Regions from separate parts of the Mus musculus genome. Here region 1 is linked to region 2. The links are chromatin loops, found by intact Hi-C in ENCODE. Cell type or tissue: gastrocnemius. All regions are shown on one strand.

The links. A loop is a pair of places that touch in the nucleus more often than their neighbours do. Peaks named below come from ENCODE experiments on the same cell type or tissue, not always from the same donor. Only the 100,000 strongest peaks of a DNase experiment are listed, where the experiment ranks them.
Region 1: a loop joins it to region 2, with 3 times the contacts of the local background. A loop is called at or near these places in 2 of 42 quality-filtered maps.

Annotation. Positions count from the first base shown.
Region 1 is chr14:25,238,854-25,246,853 of GRCm38, reverse strand. No RefSeq gene overlaps it. Among named protein-coding and RNA genes, the nearest start is that of Gm32379, 31 kb to the right of the region's middle. In gastrocnemius, no CTCF peak of the experiment used is centred here; DNase peaks (open chromatin) are centred at 1,953 and 3,382; H3K27ac peaks cover 463 bases.
Region 2 is chr14:25,179,768-25,187,767 of GRCm38, reverse strand. Gm32307 (a long non-coding RNA gene) reads left to right here. Exons shown (of 3, transcript XR_874431.2): 3 at 1,857-2,282. Among named protein-coding and RNA genes, the nearest start is that of Gm32307, 15 kb to the left of the region's middle. In gastrocnemius, no CTCF peak of the experiment used is centred here; DNase peaks (open chromatin) are centred at 1,520, 2,029, 3,163, 3,501 and 1 more place; H3K27ac peaks cover 5,395 bases.

The sequences.
Region 1 (8,000 bases), 59 kb before region 2:
CAGAGTCAGTTTTCTTTAAGGGTGTGGTCCCTGGCGACTTGGCCAAGTTCCAGAGGATAGCCCCTCTCACTGGACTCAGCAGGTGATCACAAAAGGAAACAAAGAAAAGGACACAAATTAGGGAGGAGAAGGAGGTAGGGGTGGATCTGGGAGGGACCAGGAGGAGTAGGTGTGAATGTGATTATAATAGGCAATATGACGTTCTCGAGGAATTAATAAAAACACATTTAATAAAAAAATTAAACTGAAAAAAAAAGTGCAATGGTCTCTGGGGCTGGGATGTGCTCAGTTGGTAGAGTGCTTGACTAGTACACAGGTAGCCCTGAGTTTAATCCTCAGTACCCTATCAAATGGGAGCTGTGGTGCATACCAATAATCCTAGCAGGTGGCAGACGAATCCTAAGTCCAAGGACACCCTTGGCTACAGAGTGAGTTTGATGCTAGCCTGGGCTACATTTGATATTTCTTGAAAAAGAAGGCAAGAGGGATGGTAAGCTTTGTCCATGGCTTTGTACCTGGCAGCCATGGCCTTGTGGGATGGGATCCTACCCACTGTGTAGAGTTCAGTCACAGCTGAGCTTCCATACCCCCATCTTCTGGGGAGCAGGCCGGTGGGCGTGTCCTAGGAGACCCACCTTGTTCTCTGGCAGGTCTTGCCTCAAGCCTAAGTTCTCTCGCACTCACATGCAGCCCACTGCCCAAGAAAAGTGTCCCAAAGGCCCTCAGCAAGGGTTCCTGTCTGTCCGCGACTTTAATGGACAGGACATATTATTATTATCTTTTTTTTTTCTTCTCTTCTTCTTCAGAGACCTAGAGATTGTTCATGTTTCGAACAACTCCAAGGCCTTGCCTCAGCAAGCCTCTCCGTTGCCAACAAGAAATGCTGCAAGAATCCTGCTCTGGCTTTAATTATGCATGGCCGTCCAGCCCTCAGGGGTGGGCAGAAGGAAGCTGGATCCTCTGGAGACCTCCCCAGGCAGTAGAGAGGACTAGCAGCCTGCAGGCTCCCGAAGGGCCTGGAATCTGGGCCATTTCTTGATTTGGGATGGACAAAGAGTACTTAGAATAACAAAATATTTATTTCTGAGTTATTATTGCATAACAAAATTAACAGGGCAAGCAAGAAAGTTTCTATTTTGAATTTTTTGACACAGTCTGGCTTAGCTGCCTGAGCTTCCTGCAGACCAAGCCAACCTTGAGACTTCCATCAAAGAGCCTCTCACCTGAGCCTTGACTATGCCTGAGAACTGGTCAAGAAAACTGTCGATGGTCTTGTAGTTTCCTTTACTCTGTTTCCATGGGAGAGATGCTGGCCTTGCACATCATCACGTGTCCAGTGGAGACTGACATGGGCTTACTGGCACAATGACAGAGTAGGACCAGGCTGTAGCATGTGATAGCCCATGCTAGGGTTGTATTTACCAGCCCAGTCCTCCTGTCTCTGTGAAGGCACAGGGATTCCAGAGTATTCCAAATGCCCTCCCACAACAGAAACTGGCTGCAGCAGCCCAGGGCTGGGCTCAGTCTGTCACATCCCACTCTCCATATCTCATTAGCTGGCATATAGTCTTACCCCTACTAAACACACAATGCCATTTTAAAGAAGCCTCGGGTTTGTCTGTTGAGTGCCTGAACCGGGGAGCGCTGTACTAATTACTCCTTAGACAGGAGGAAACCGAGGTAGAGAGCTCTGTCTTTGCCCAGGATCTTGTAGTAGCTGGGCTGCAGAGTGCTCAACACCATCCAGTCTTGGGTGTCCCTGCTGGGATGGGCGGTCTGTCTTGTGAAGGTCAGACCAGAAACCTCTTTAAGTGACTCATCCAGCAGACATTAAAGTAGACAGAGTCCGCATGACTGTGCTGGAGTGGGCATCCCAAAGGACCACAGTGGGTGGCTTAGATCATGGATCTCAGTGCCCTGGAGGCCAGGGGTTTGAAAGGATGTTGGCACAGTGGGCATCATCTATGGCTTTCAGGAGGAGTCTGTCCTCTGCTTCTCCGACAGCTTCTATCAGCGTGCTGGCAAGTGATCACAGTCTTTGGCTGGCAGACACGTGGCTCTGATCTCTGACTGTCTCCTCCTGTGTGCTCCTTTGCCATGGTTATGTCCAAATTTCCCCTCTAAATGAGAACAGTAGCGGCACTGGACTCTAGAGACTAATCTACTCCAGCAAGGCGCCATTGTAACCAGTAAGTAGACAATGCGCCTATTCCCAAACAAGGTCACTGTCTCAGGGGATGGAGTACTACCTGGAGCATCTGAAATTGAGGGGACACAATTCAGCTTGACAGAGCCTCGGTCTTGTATCCTCTTGTTATCTGGGACAACTTTAACAAGTCGGAATCCTTTGACTACAGTATGGGTCCCTTAGAAGGCCAGAAGTACTAGGGCTTTAAGTACATTGATTAACAGGGCATCCACATACTGAATCATTTCCACCTAGCTGGTTGTGCCTCTTTCTGGAGGTCTTTGATGGCTGGACTGGATGGGTAGCGGAAGGATCTAAAGAGAGGAGAGAGGGAGGTTTTAAGTTCCAGGCCTCATGCTGCCATGTTGAAGGTAGGAGGTGTTTACTAGCACTGTCCCTTTCCATACTAGGGTGTTAACTCTCAGGCCAGGCTTGTATGTACTGTGTGGGTAGGCAGAATGAGGCTTTGGCCCTGTTCAAGCAGGGAAACAGGGACTCGATGCCTGCCTGCTTTTACCTGTGGGACCATTACCATTATTACAGGCTTTTCCTGTAGTGCAATTCTGGTGCCTGGTGTAGATGAGCCAGGGTCGTTTCCCCACCCAGGTGGGCTACTGGCCTTTGAAGGCTCCATTGGTCCCATTGTCTCTCTCGGAATGCACTCCTATGGGTAGTGCCCAGTGCAGTTTGTTATCATTGTATTCATGGTTTCAGCCTCTGTCTCCAGGGTAAGGCTATCAGAGCTGCACTCTGAGCCCCTTCGTTCTGTTCTATGTCATTGACTTCACAGTGGCCTCTCTCCCCCAGGCCTCTGCTCCTCCCTCTCCTTGTGTAATTAAAGGGAAAAGGCTCTGCATTCATTTACCTTATACTTTATCAAATAACAGCGCGATGAATTAAGAGGTCCATATTTCTATTTCAAGGTTCATGGGCTTTGGCAAACTGCAAGTTGTGCTCTTAAAACCTGCCGCATCAGCAGGAAGTCTCTGCTCTGCACACAGCCCCCTTCCCCCCACCCTTCTTCCTCTTTGCAGCCCCCCTGTGCAATTTCTAAACAGATGAGATGCTTATGGACTCTGCATGGGCGGCAGTAGAAACGATACAGAGCCGCCAGGGTCCTCTGCCCTCCTCCCTTCCCTCTCCCCCTTTCACTCCTTCTCTCTATGCCTCCTCCCTCTCTTACTCCTCCCCTCCATCCCTTCTTCCTGGAAGGCTGCCAGGCTCTTGATTCAACTCACACGGGTGCAACAATTTATCCAGTGCCTACCAGGTACAGAGGACTGTAATAGGTGCCATTGGGGAAACAAAAGTGTTAGTAACAGAGCACTCTGCATTCCTAATGTTACTGAATTCACACAGGAAGCTTCTGATATGAGCCTAGTCCTGCTAGCTGTGCCGCTTCCACAGCACAGGATGGAAGCTGAGACTTGTTGAATCCTGAGCGCACTTCACTTTCATGGAGAGGGTCAAAGGCTCCTGAGGTCGGTCAGGGACCCTATCTTAGAAGAAGGGCTTTGAATGGTTGAAACAAGATATATGGGTACACAGAAGCAACGCAGGATACTAAAAGTCAATTCTCAAAGTTCAAAAAGGAGTCTGACATAAAGGATGTGCTTCTCTGCTAAGAACTAAGTAACAAGATTCCGATAGCTATTGTAACGTCAAAGGGATGACTCATTGTACAAAGGACCCGGAAGCCATGAGCTTGATGGTTTCCCCGTTTTTTTGTAAATAAAGTTTTACTGGAACAAAGTCTTGAGGACATTGAGTTGCATATTGCCTAAGGCTGTTTTTGAGTTAGGACAGCAGTTAATACAGAGGACCAGGACCTACAAAGCTCTATGGGGTTCTGCAAGATAGATGCTCCTGGCCTCTGTTGAACTAAACACTTGAGATATCTGCAGTAACTTAAACGGAATAGAAAACCTATGTGGTCTCTTGTAGGTGACATTAGTCTCAAGCATTGACAGTAGAACTGTAGCTTACTGCCTCTATTGTAATAAAAAATAAATAGCATCCTCCATTCAAGGTCATGAACCCTTAGAGTTCTCCCTGAGGCGCTGCTGGTGGCTATGAAGGCCAAGGGCATTGGGAGCACTTGGTGCTATGACCCGTTAGTCTCAGTCTGGTTCTCAGATCCTCACAATCTAGTGGAGCACACACACACACACACACACACACACACACACATATATATATACCCTCACAATACACATATATACATATATGTATATATACTCCATACTTATATACTAATATGCATATACACACTCACACATATACCCGTGTACACACATACTCTGATTGGCTGACAGCCATTGCCTGCTATCACAAAGAGAAAGGGTGACCTAGACCTCTGGGGAAGGTGATAGTGTTCACCCAGTTGTCTTTGGCAAGCTCAGGATCACCACATGAGTTCTCCAGTCCCTATAACGATTTGTCAGGGAGTTTGGTGACTTTCTGGAGTTAATAAAAACTCACCCTCTGGCCTGGAGACAGTCTGGAGCATCTTCCCTTGAGGCACACAAAGCCTGTGTTTGGGCTCACATTCAGTAGATGTCCTTCAATGTCAGTTCTTTTGGGAAAAAAAAAATCCTTACAGCATCATTGGCCAACTGACTCTAGGATAGAGAGCATCAAAGAAAGACGCTGCTGCACAGCCTCACACTGCTAGCTCCTCACCTGCTCCTCTACTTACGTCGTCTCCCAGTCTCCCTAGCCGACGTGTCGAACTGAGTGATTATGTGTTTTAAGCCAATACCTCTTGTTTGTGTACCTCAGCAGTACCCGAGTCAGAAGAACTTTAGTGCTAGCTCCGAGATCTTGCTGTAGGCCTTGGGTTGCTTCGGCCTCTGACCTCCATTAACCCACCTACGAAGAATGAACCATCAGTATACCTGCCACCATCTTCATACATCTGAGGGGTGTCCAGGAAGACAAGAGATGAGAAGACTGATGGGAAAAGTGGGTTCTGAGATGGGGAGGAGGGAGAGCGCTTTGACGCTTGTGCAGGTTTGGGCTGATTTATAGCAGAGCTGGCTGGGAGTAAGGCCTCAAAAGATGGAAGGAGTTTCAGAGGCCATTCTTTAGCCAACTCAGTGAAGATATCAGCACGGACCCCTGCATGAAGGCTGGGGAGACTAGGAAGCCCCTGGAATTTTTGTTGTTTCCCAGAGGAGCCGAGACACTCCACACACTCCCTGCTGAGATTTTAGAGTCATCTGGGAACCATTGTTATGAGAATATGTTTATTATTATCATCCTTTCACCATTATTATCATTATTAATAATACGAATACGGTGTTTGGAGCATTTATGCACATTAATTTTAAACAAGCATGTGCAGTGCAAGATATGATGCTGCTACCAATAAACAGCCATCATGTGGATCTTTAATTTACATAAAATCATTTATGTTAATTTAATTAGGCCTTTGTTTACAACCGAGGCTCACTCTGCCCTGGATGGTGAGATTGCCTTTAACGGGGGCACACCATGGAGCTGGAAGCTGGTCATTCCATATACACTGTGTGTTCCTCAGACTGACAGGGAAGAGTCCTCCCTCCTTTCTCAGAGGACACGCTTGATGCAGAAAGTCTTTACATATGACTCGCTCCCTTCAGGCAACTGTGCTGGGGCCTGGAGAGATGGCTCAGCTAGTAAAGTGCTTCACAGACAAGCATGAGGACCTGAGTTCGATCCCTAGTACCCACGGAGGAAGAAAACCTTGACTGTGGCTGTGCGATTTTGTAATCTCAATGCTGGGGAGGAGACACAAAGACCCCACGACCATGTTAGCAAGCTGGTTTAACCAAATCAGCAAGCATTGCATTCAGTGGGAAACTCTGTCTTAAAAAACAGGATAGACATCAATTGAAGAACTGAAGAAGACACACACAGTGCACATACATGGACGCACAGGTACACACATGTCTACGCACCTAGGTGCACACACACCACACAAAGAAATTGTGCTGAGGGCTAGCTTCTCAGTAACAAAGCCTTAGCACCCGACTTGCTGTCAGACAGCTATCAAGTAGAAATTCTCTTAAGTTAAGACCCTTACATGAGAAGAGTTAACACATGTTCGACTCATGGGATGTCTGATTTAACCAGAAATGAATGAATGAATGAATGAATGAATGAACGAATGAAGGATTGAAGTTTCAGTCACTTCCTTGATGCCTTGTGGCCTAGGAGATGGTGCTGCTCAGCTCCATTTTGCAGAAGAAGCGGAGCAAGTGGGAAATGGAAACATTACACCACGAGCCCAGAGCTGGTCCTGGTGGCTGTATCGCAGATTTACAGCCTGACCTTGCCTCGACCTTTACCTTAGTCGATGTGTTCCTCACCCTTTTACTCCAGCTTTTCTATTTCCTCATCTGTGAAGCCACAAGAAGAATCCCTGTCCTTCTAATCTGATGGGCAGAAATAAAAAAAAAAATGAGATTGTGGAGGGAATGTGCAGGGTGCCGGAGAGTTATAAGGTGGTGTTGTCAGGCTTGCCTTGGGAAACCTTGAAAAATTGAATGGAAACCATAGACTCATTCATCTCCTTTTAACAGCCCCATGTCATCCGGCCTGGTCTTTTCCATTCCTGCTCTGTCCAATCCTGACAACATAATTTAGTTCCAGGGAACTTGAATAGAATGTAGTAGAGTGATATTTCCACAGCTCAGCCCGAGATTAATATGGTCAGGGCAGTGGCCAGTGAGGAAGAGGAGCTGGCAGGTCTGGACTCTGCTGACTCCTCCTCCAGGGCTTGCCAGGGGCACTGCCTTCCCCACTTTCTACAGGTTCTGCTCAACTCCCTTTCAGCTCTGACAGGACAGCTCCAAATCCCTGACCTGGCACATCTGTTTTCCCCAGTGTCCAGCCATGCATCCAACACACATTGTGTCATCTTTGCCTGGGTAACAGGGCTGGAGTGGTACAAACATCACGTGCCCTGGAAGAGGTCAATCACTGGAAAACGAAACCCGGCAGTCATTCAAGTCACTGCCTAAAGGGTGGGGTAACCAACTGGAGGTGGTCCAGGGACAATGGAAGGTTTCACACTGCTTGGGGGAAGGTAAGAAGGCCCTATGAAAGAGCAGTGTCAAACAGACCACCTGAGGCTCAGGAGAGGTCCCCAGGGGATGTACACCAATACTGTGAGGGCAGGGCTCAGATGGGACAGTCCCAGCATTTGGGGAATGGCACATGGTCTTGTCTTAGTGACTCTGTGTGCTGAGATGGGTGGGGCTTGGAGCAGAGTCTGGAAAGGTGGGATAACAGAGGAGACCCATCTGGGGTGCAGTTGTGACCTGCTCTGCTCCTCTCACTAGCTTGGCAGTGTGTCTTCCTCGGGTGATAAAAAAAAGTGGACAATGAGGAATGGCTGAATAAGGAATAAGGAGGTAAATATGGGGGACATCCCCTCCATACCCCAGCCCAGGAAAAAGAAGGAAACCTTCAAATCACAGTGGGCTGAGAGGCAGTCTAGGGAGGGGTACCACCTGTCTCTGTTATCTGTGCAAACAGGGTCTGGAATGTGTACTCTGCCAGTCATCTAGGGACAGTTTTTACTTTTCTCTCTTGTGGACTTCAAACAAACAAACAAACAAACAAGCAAACAAACAGACCATATCCTCACCTAGAGACGCCTAGAAACTGCCAGACATATTCAGCACCCCACCCCATTTTCCAGGTCATGGAGGATGTGTGGCTACTGGTGGTGACAGCATTTCCAGCCCCAGCTAACAGCACCTGCATCGATGCCTCCTTTCCACGGTATCAAGATTTATTGTTCCTCAAAATCAAATATTGACCT
Region 2 (8,000 bases):
CAGGGCTCTTCCATCAGAGGGAGCGAGGCTGTAGACCCTCCTGCCCACCTGCTCCTTCCATCTGGCATTTCTGTCCAGGTTCACCCTCACACCCATAGAGGAAGCTGACCGACTCCAGGCCATGCAGTGAGCACAGACGTGGTGAGGTGATCATGTTCCTGACTGTTCTAGAAGCCTTGAATGAGTTGGAAGAACACACACACACACACACACACACACACACACACACACACACACACACACGTTCACATCATTGGACCATCAAGAATTACTAACTGGGGAGCAGAGGTGGTAGTTGCAGTCTTCCAGTCTATGACAGAGGCCGGCAAGGGTTGGGACACTAATGTGCTCACTGGTTTGGGGAGGTGAAGTTGGTTAAAAAGAGAGGCTGTGTCCATGTGGGGGTGGGTGGAGGTAGGAGAAAGAGTTGAATTCTCAGCAGAAAAGCTATATTCACAAATACATACTTCCTTAAATAGAAAATAGACCAGGGACTAGCACACTGCAGCCCACAGGTCAGAATCTCTGACTGCTTTCTGCTTTTGAAAATAAAGCTTTATTGAAATCCAGCTTCTTTCAGTTGTTTATGTACAGCTTAGAGCAAAGAAGTTACAATATGGCCTCCAAAGCTCAACATACGTACTTCCCAGACAATATTTGGCTACCGTTGCTCTAGACCCTTTAATACATCTTGGACCCACTGGAAGGTTTAAGAATCAAGCACAAAACTATCTAGACGCCATTATATGTCACCAGAAGGCAGCATGGTTTTCTAGAGCTCCGTGGCAGCCTGACATGTGTCTTAGGGATTTAGAAGTTTCCAGCAAGCTTGTGCATCAATTATCCCATTTAATCCCCCAACAAGCCTGTGTGAGGTTAATGGTAATTTTATCCCAATTTTGCAGATGAGAAACTAAGACAAAGAGAAATTAAGGGACTTGCTGAAGACCACATGTCTGGGAGATAACCAAGCCCCAGCAGCCTGAGTGGAAAATTCCAGCCTTTTTCCACTGCATGATAAGGCAGATGTTTCACACATTCTGTTACTTAGTCATCCCACTGCCCCACCTCCTGTCCATCTTCCTAGCTCCCAACGTCCCTGCAGTCACAGAGAAAGCTTTTGTCCACTCTGCTGTGTGTGCTTGGCGGGGAGTGTGTGTGTGGGGGGGTGTCACATTTCCTCTGCCTGTGTGCTTGCTGTGTGGGCGAATGCCGGGGATGTTAACGAACAGTGACAGATAATCTCTGATTGGCTGGCACTCATGAAGAGTCAGTGGACCAGGTAATTCTGACCCACATCCTGACAGTGCCATCTGAGAGGGCTCCTGACCATTCAGGCTGGCATCTGGGAGGAGTCTTGCGGTGCCTACCACCCACCCTCTGGGTCCCTAGAGTGGACACTCTGGTCCATCCATTCTGAGCACAAAGGTTGCAGAGCCCTTGCTCACTGATGTATCGGGGAGCTGTTCTTAATGCAATTATGACTCATTTATTAGATACCAGGATGTGGCTGTGCTATGTCAGGCTCACTTGGCAGGCACCTGCTCTTTGCCATGCATGTGCATGCGCGTGCACACACTTGTTTCTGGCAGTTTCGTGAGCCATCGCTAGAGCTCTGTGTGCTGTGGGTAGCACATTTAGCTGGTTAAAATATAATATACGACGGGATCATATTTAACAAGGAAAACAGGGTCCAAATGGACAGAGGAGCAGTGTGGCTGAGTTGCTATGGAAACCCCTTGTTCGGAATTTCCTGACTCCTAGGAGATTACATTTTCAACCTTAATGCTGTATTAACATAAGCTTTGGCACTTAATGTGTCTGTTTTTCACCTCCCCTCTCTCTTTTGCTTACAGGCGAGGAAAGCAGGGAGGAGAGACTCCCAGGAGAAGATGAGAGAGGCTGCACTTCAGGATCCAGCTCAAACCAGTCCCTGCCAGGGCGAGGTGTTCCATGCTTTCCAAAGCTTACCAGGTCCATTATCTCTGTGACCTAGAGACAGGCCTGCCAACCGGGCTTGTGTGAGGTCACTGTGCCCTGTGCGTGACGCCCTCCCTCCAAAGCCTCGTGCATCCATTCCTTCCCCTCCATCGCACCTCAGCTCTGATCATCTCTCAAGGGTGAAGCAATAGGTTTCTGCTCGGCTCCTGCTCCCAGCTCGTGCCCTCTAGCCGCCTGAGTGATCATTCTGCACTACAAATTTGTTCATTCTGCAGTTGGCTGAACAGCTTCCATCAGCCGCCGGAGGGAGCAGAATAAAATTCTGACTTCTTTGCACCCAAGGTTGCTTTCCATCTCTGCAAAGTTTTTTTTTTTTTTTTTTTTTTTTCCTCCTGGAACTCCCATAGTAGCCCCACCCTGCCTTCCCAGACTGAAAACCAAAATGCACTTTCTTATTGCATCGAACACTTACCAGGCTCATCCTGGCTCATGCCACACACCTACTCACCCCCATGTCTCCCTGCCCTATCTAACTCTTAAATGTCTTTTATGTCATAGCTCAGTACTACCTCCTTTGGACTGTGTGCAGGGTTTCCCTGTCTACCTTGGTACTAAGGTGTTTGGCCCCCAATGCTCCTGTGGGTAGCTCTCACCAGCTATGATATCTTGACCCCCTCATGACCCTAAAAATGTCATAAACCAAGAAACTTCATGTCCCTTACACCACATCCTGTTACAGAACTCAGTAGATGCTCAAACCTCATTTTGGAACTTGAGTTTCCAGGGGAGGACAGTGAAGCTTGGTGCTCCAGCATCCTGCTCTCCCTCACTCTCACATCTTCTGCTGTGCACCACAGGGGCACTCCGGTGTGGGAGAGTTGGCCTCTGAGATCACCAGAGCCATTCCCCTGTCCCCAATCCCTAAGCCCAGGCTCTTCCCCCTTTCAGGCTTAGGGGACCTTTGAAAATTAGCTCCCCCCCTAGCCCCAGTTGATCATACAGCAGCTCCCACAGACTAGGAAGAAATCCAGGGAAGCCACGGTGATGACACACTGTTTGCTCTCAACCTGTAAGTGGTAGAATTGTGCCCCAGCCACATGCAATGGTGTCTCACGAAATCTCATAATGGGGCACCAGTCAAGGAAGGATCTGTGTGGCATGTGATAGTCTTTGGGTAAGTTCACCCCAGGGCAGGAGGGCATGAATCCAGTGGCAGGTGTGTCCTTACAAGGGACAGAAAAGACAAGACACTCAGTGCTATGGGCCATAAGCCAGAGCACGGATGCTTGTAATGGTGGAGGTAGAGGCTGTGGAGTTGCAGCGGGAGGCACAGGTAGCAAGGACTGAAGATCCTAGAGCCCCATGCAGGATGGGGGAACGCTGGAAGCTGGGAGTCACAAGTAGGTAAGAGAGAAAGAGAGAGAGAGACAGAGAGAGAGACAGAGAGAGACAGAGAGACAGAGAGACGAGGGGGACTCACGTGAGGTCAGCCTGTACACTGCACAGCCAGCCTAGCTGGCACCTTTGCTTTAGACTTCTGGCTTGTACAACAGAGTGTTTAAAGCCACCCAGTGTGTGCTCATTTGTTACCTAGGCAGCACTAGGAAACAAACAGAGCCAGGCAGAGTGAGAATCTGGTCGGAGCCTGAAGGACTGTGGGGATGGACTTCGTGAGGATCTCCCTCTGCCTTTGCCAACACGAGTGGGCCTCTCTGCTCTGCTTCCCACCTTGGGACCTTTAGCTCCTTTCAGGCCATGCTCTCCCTCAGCCTGAGCTGCTCCCAGCCTGCCTTGCTCCTCTCTTCCCGTATCTCTGAATTAGAAGCACGTGTGACATCACTTCCCAAGTTCCAAAATGTCTTCTGCTTGGTAGCCTTGCTCATATCAGCCAGCTAACCTCTCACCACCCTAAAGCCACCAGGAGCTAATGTTATAACTTAAACAGAAGTCACCGGACAGACATCTTCAGCTGAGGGCTCCTAGGCAGCAGGTCCTATACCTGATCATCCTGGTCATGGGCACCCTGGCAGATTAACTGTGTGTAAGGTGTCAGCCTTGTGTTCTGGTGTCAGCAGAAAGACATGTCAAGAGGCAGGATACACCCGGCCAGGGCAGGAGCAACCACTCTGAGACTCACTTTCTCTGGACTCGAACAATGTTAGTAGGGAAGGAAGTTGGGGGAGGAAGAATGGATTTTATTTATTTTAATTTTTATTCTTCACACACATTCCATCCCAACCATGCCTTCCCCTACCTGTATTCCTCCAAGTCCTCCCTCCCCTCCCCATAAGCCCTCTCTTCCTCAGTTTCCCTTTAAAAGAAGGTCAGATCTTTCAGGGATAGCAACCGAACATGGCATAACACATCACAATAAGACAAGGCAAAAAAATAAAAAAAGAAATCTTCATATCAAGGCCAGGTGATCCAGTAGGAGGAGAAAAAGGGTCCCAAGCACAGGCAAAAGAATTAGAGACAGCCCCCACTTCTGCTGTTAGGGTTCCCACGAAAAAACACCAAGCTATGCACTCACAAGGTATATGCAGAGGACCTGGCTCAGACCCATATAGGGACCATGGTTGCTGCTTCAATCACTGTGAGGCCCCATGAACCCTGTGTAGTTGATTTTGTAAGCTGTGTTTTTATGGGGTCCTCAACCTTCTGGCTTCTAGAATCCTTCCATCCTTTCTTCTCATGGTAGGGTGGATTTTAAAACATAGAAGGGAAATTAGTAGCCCTAAACTCTTGAGAGGGGTCATCACACCAAGCAGAGGATGCGCCTGACAAGTGTCTCAGAGGGGCTTACTGAGCTGGGTCAGAGTGACTCAGGACGTCCAGACTGAACATCCAGTGTTCAGATCACGTGGGATGCTGGCCCTAAGTGCCTGAGCCTGCTCACTCTATCCTTAGTCCCTATAACAGATGGCACACACAGCCTTCCTCTCACTCATCTTCCCCCATCCTGAGGACTGGCTCGTTTTATTCTTGCTGCATAGATCAGGGTTTGGAGGTGAAGGCTCAAGGTCACAGGGCCACTAGCGAGTGGTGGTCAGCTCTGGAACTCGGGTCAGAGGAGCCAGAGATGTGTGAGCCGAGAGCTGGGAGATCCTGGATGGATGTCCCAGTGCAGAGACAGCTGCCGTGCCCGTTACAGAACCACTGTTGGCACTGACTTAAGGGTCCATGGCAAAGTTCTCTATTTCAAGAGCTGAACCGTGGACAGCAGGAGAATGCCTTGCTTTATGAAATATCCCCTGAGGTGTTGGGCTAAAGGGAAGCAACATCTTGGACTCACCTCTCAACCAGTTCAGGAAGAAGGGGAAGAGGAGGAGAGGTGAAGACTGGGGCTGATTGAGGAAAATCTATTTAGGCGATTCTGACTGTTCTTGCTATTTTATTCACTTAAAACCATGTCACGGCCAAAATTATCAAAAAGAAACCTCTAAAGTCTGGGCTTTTAATTTTTTAAAGTCACTTTATTGATGTGTGCTTGATGTACAATAAACCAAAGGTGTGTGCTTTGATATGTTTTGACATCTGTCTGTAGGCAAGAATCGATCACTGCAGTCAGGAGTGAATGTAGCCATCACACCCAAATCTTTCTTTCTGCTTCCTTATGCCTCCTGTCTGTCAGCCCACCCCACTATCCACGCCCAGGCACACCCCCTCTGCCCCTGTGGATTGCTGGCAGACCCCTCCCCCTTCTGCCTGCATTCTTTCACTCTGCATAATTATGCAGCAATTCACTCATGCTATACCATGTTTCAGCAGCGTGTTCCCCTTCATGGCTGAGTCCTATTCACTTGAATAGATATACCACAGTTTCTTTACCCATTCCTCTGTGGGTGGACTCTTAGGTTTGCTCCACTCTTAGGCAGTTATGGACTAAGGCTGTTGCCAACAGCTGCATCCAAATCTCAGAGTGGGCATATGTTCTTTTCTCTTCCTGGGAATGCAGACGCTTCCTACTGTTCTACAAAGTGAATGCCCACCAGTGCTATGGTGGTAGCTCATTCCCCTCATCTTTGCCCCAGGATGATTGAGCTGACCTTTTTCTCTATTTGGCTGTAGTCACCTCGCTCATTGCACAATGGCATGCCAGTGTGGTTTAGATTTACACTCCCCTGTGACCAGCAACGAAGTTCATAGCCTCTCTCTACTTCCCTGGGACACTGTGTCCCTTGGGTAAAGAGGCACATTTAGAGCAGCTGATGAGGCTCTGTTGGGCACAGGAGGAGGTGGGCCTGGGAAGAAAGTCTGCAGTCCCAGTCTGAGTACTCAGGTTACTGCAGAACAAGGTCCAAGGTCCAAGAGCTCAGATTGCTTCACCTGAGTTTTTGATTGGGTCCCCAGCAGCTCAGCAGCCAGCCCTGGGGGCATTTCCAACCAGTACCCAGAACTCACTAGGTGCTGGCTACAGTTCTTCTGGTCATTCACCAACCACCTGCAGCCCAGCTCTGAGAGCTGCACATGAAGGACTGAACCACGCTCAGTCCTTCGTGGATGGGCAAACTTCAGAGGAGACATGTCTAGGGTTACTCTTGAATTCTGCTGTAAAGGGTCTCTAAATTCTGCTGTACACTTCCACCTAATCTATGTTCCGACTACAGTAGAGTCTCAGTGTCCCAAACCCACCACCTCCTTCTTGTCCCCTCCCCTTCATCTTCCCTTTGCCTTTGCCCAGGGGAGACCACACCCAGCCCACCTTTCCTGTGGAATCTTCCATATCCACACGGGAAACCTTAGTGACAGTACTGTCCAACCTCGAGCTCCACGTGCAGGGTGCATGGCTGGTGGGTGGGCACAAGCTCCCTAAGGGCAGCCACACCTTTTAGTAACTGAGCCACTTCACAGCCATGCCCTTTGTGGTGACATTTGGAGACATGTAAGGAGTCACGATTCAGATGTGTTCACGAATTACCCCTAGGGCTCGAGGTGGTACCTGGCCCTTCTGGGAAAGCTGAACCCATTCACCTGTCCCATTATCACCAAGGAGAGCCATTACTGCCATGTAACACAGCTCAGGCATTGAAACACTGTAACTGTTAGGTTCTCAGAGGTACCCAGTTAGAGATGCAGGCACTGGCTTTGCCTGCATTTTTTTTCTTTCTGTTCTAGAAACACATACCTGTCTGCACAGTGGATTGAACTACTCCCACCAGAAATGCTACAGAACCTTTCAAATAAATATTTAGTGTACGATCTGGTAATTTTATGTTGTGAGTTACAAAGCCTTTATCTGGTACCCACCTTTCATTAAACCTTGGGGTCCTGCTTTGGTCTCTAATGACATTATGTTGCATCAGAATTAGAAGGCTATTTAAAAATAAAAAAACAGAGGGCCTGTATTATTTGTTGTAAGTCATGCTAATGTTTAAATTTCGAGTCTTTTTTACTGCTGATTAAACCTCTGAAGACTAAGGCAGAGTTTCTGCTTCACTGCTAGGAGCAAAGACGATGGTGTGGCTTGGGGAAGGGAGAGCGCCTGAAGAATGCACGGGAAGGTTGCTGCATTTATGAATAAAGCAGGGCATTATCATTTTTAATAGGAATTAAACAGCTAGAGGGAGAAGTCGGCGATGCCGCGATCAGTGCGAAGGAAAACAATCTAACAATTTTAATTAACTGTATTTTAATAGCTTTAGTTATAATTGAATAATTTAAATACCAAGGGAAACACTTAAATCTCCTAAAAGCCTTTTTTTATTTACATTTTAAATACAGTTCACGGTGAGTAGGTGGCAGTGTCTATGCTGGGGGATCGCATGGGTGACTCTAGCAACTGGGCAAGCCTGAGAGAGGTGTGTGGGAACCCGGGGTGGGGGCTTTCACCACTGAGGAGAGACTACTGGGCAGTGTGGCAGGGACATCCTTGCCTGCTCCAAGTTGCAGGAGGCCAGGCAAGTGAGACTCCATTCTCAACTCAGCATTCACACAATACTTATCACAGGCTTTTGTGATGCCCACCACGGCAGACACAGCCTAGCAGGAAGAGTAGTTGCCAACGGCTGAGGGTGACACCCTCTTGGAGGGTTTTTCAAATGGAAAAGCCAGACAGTAAG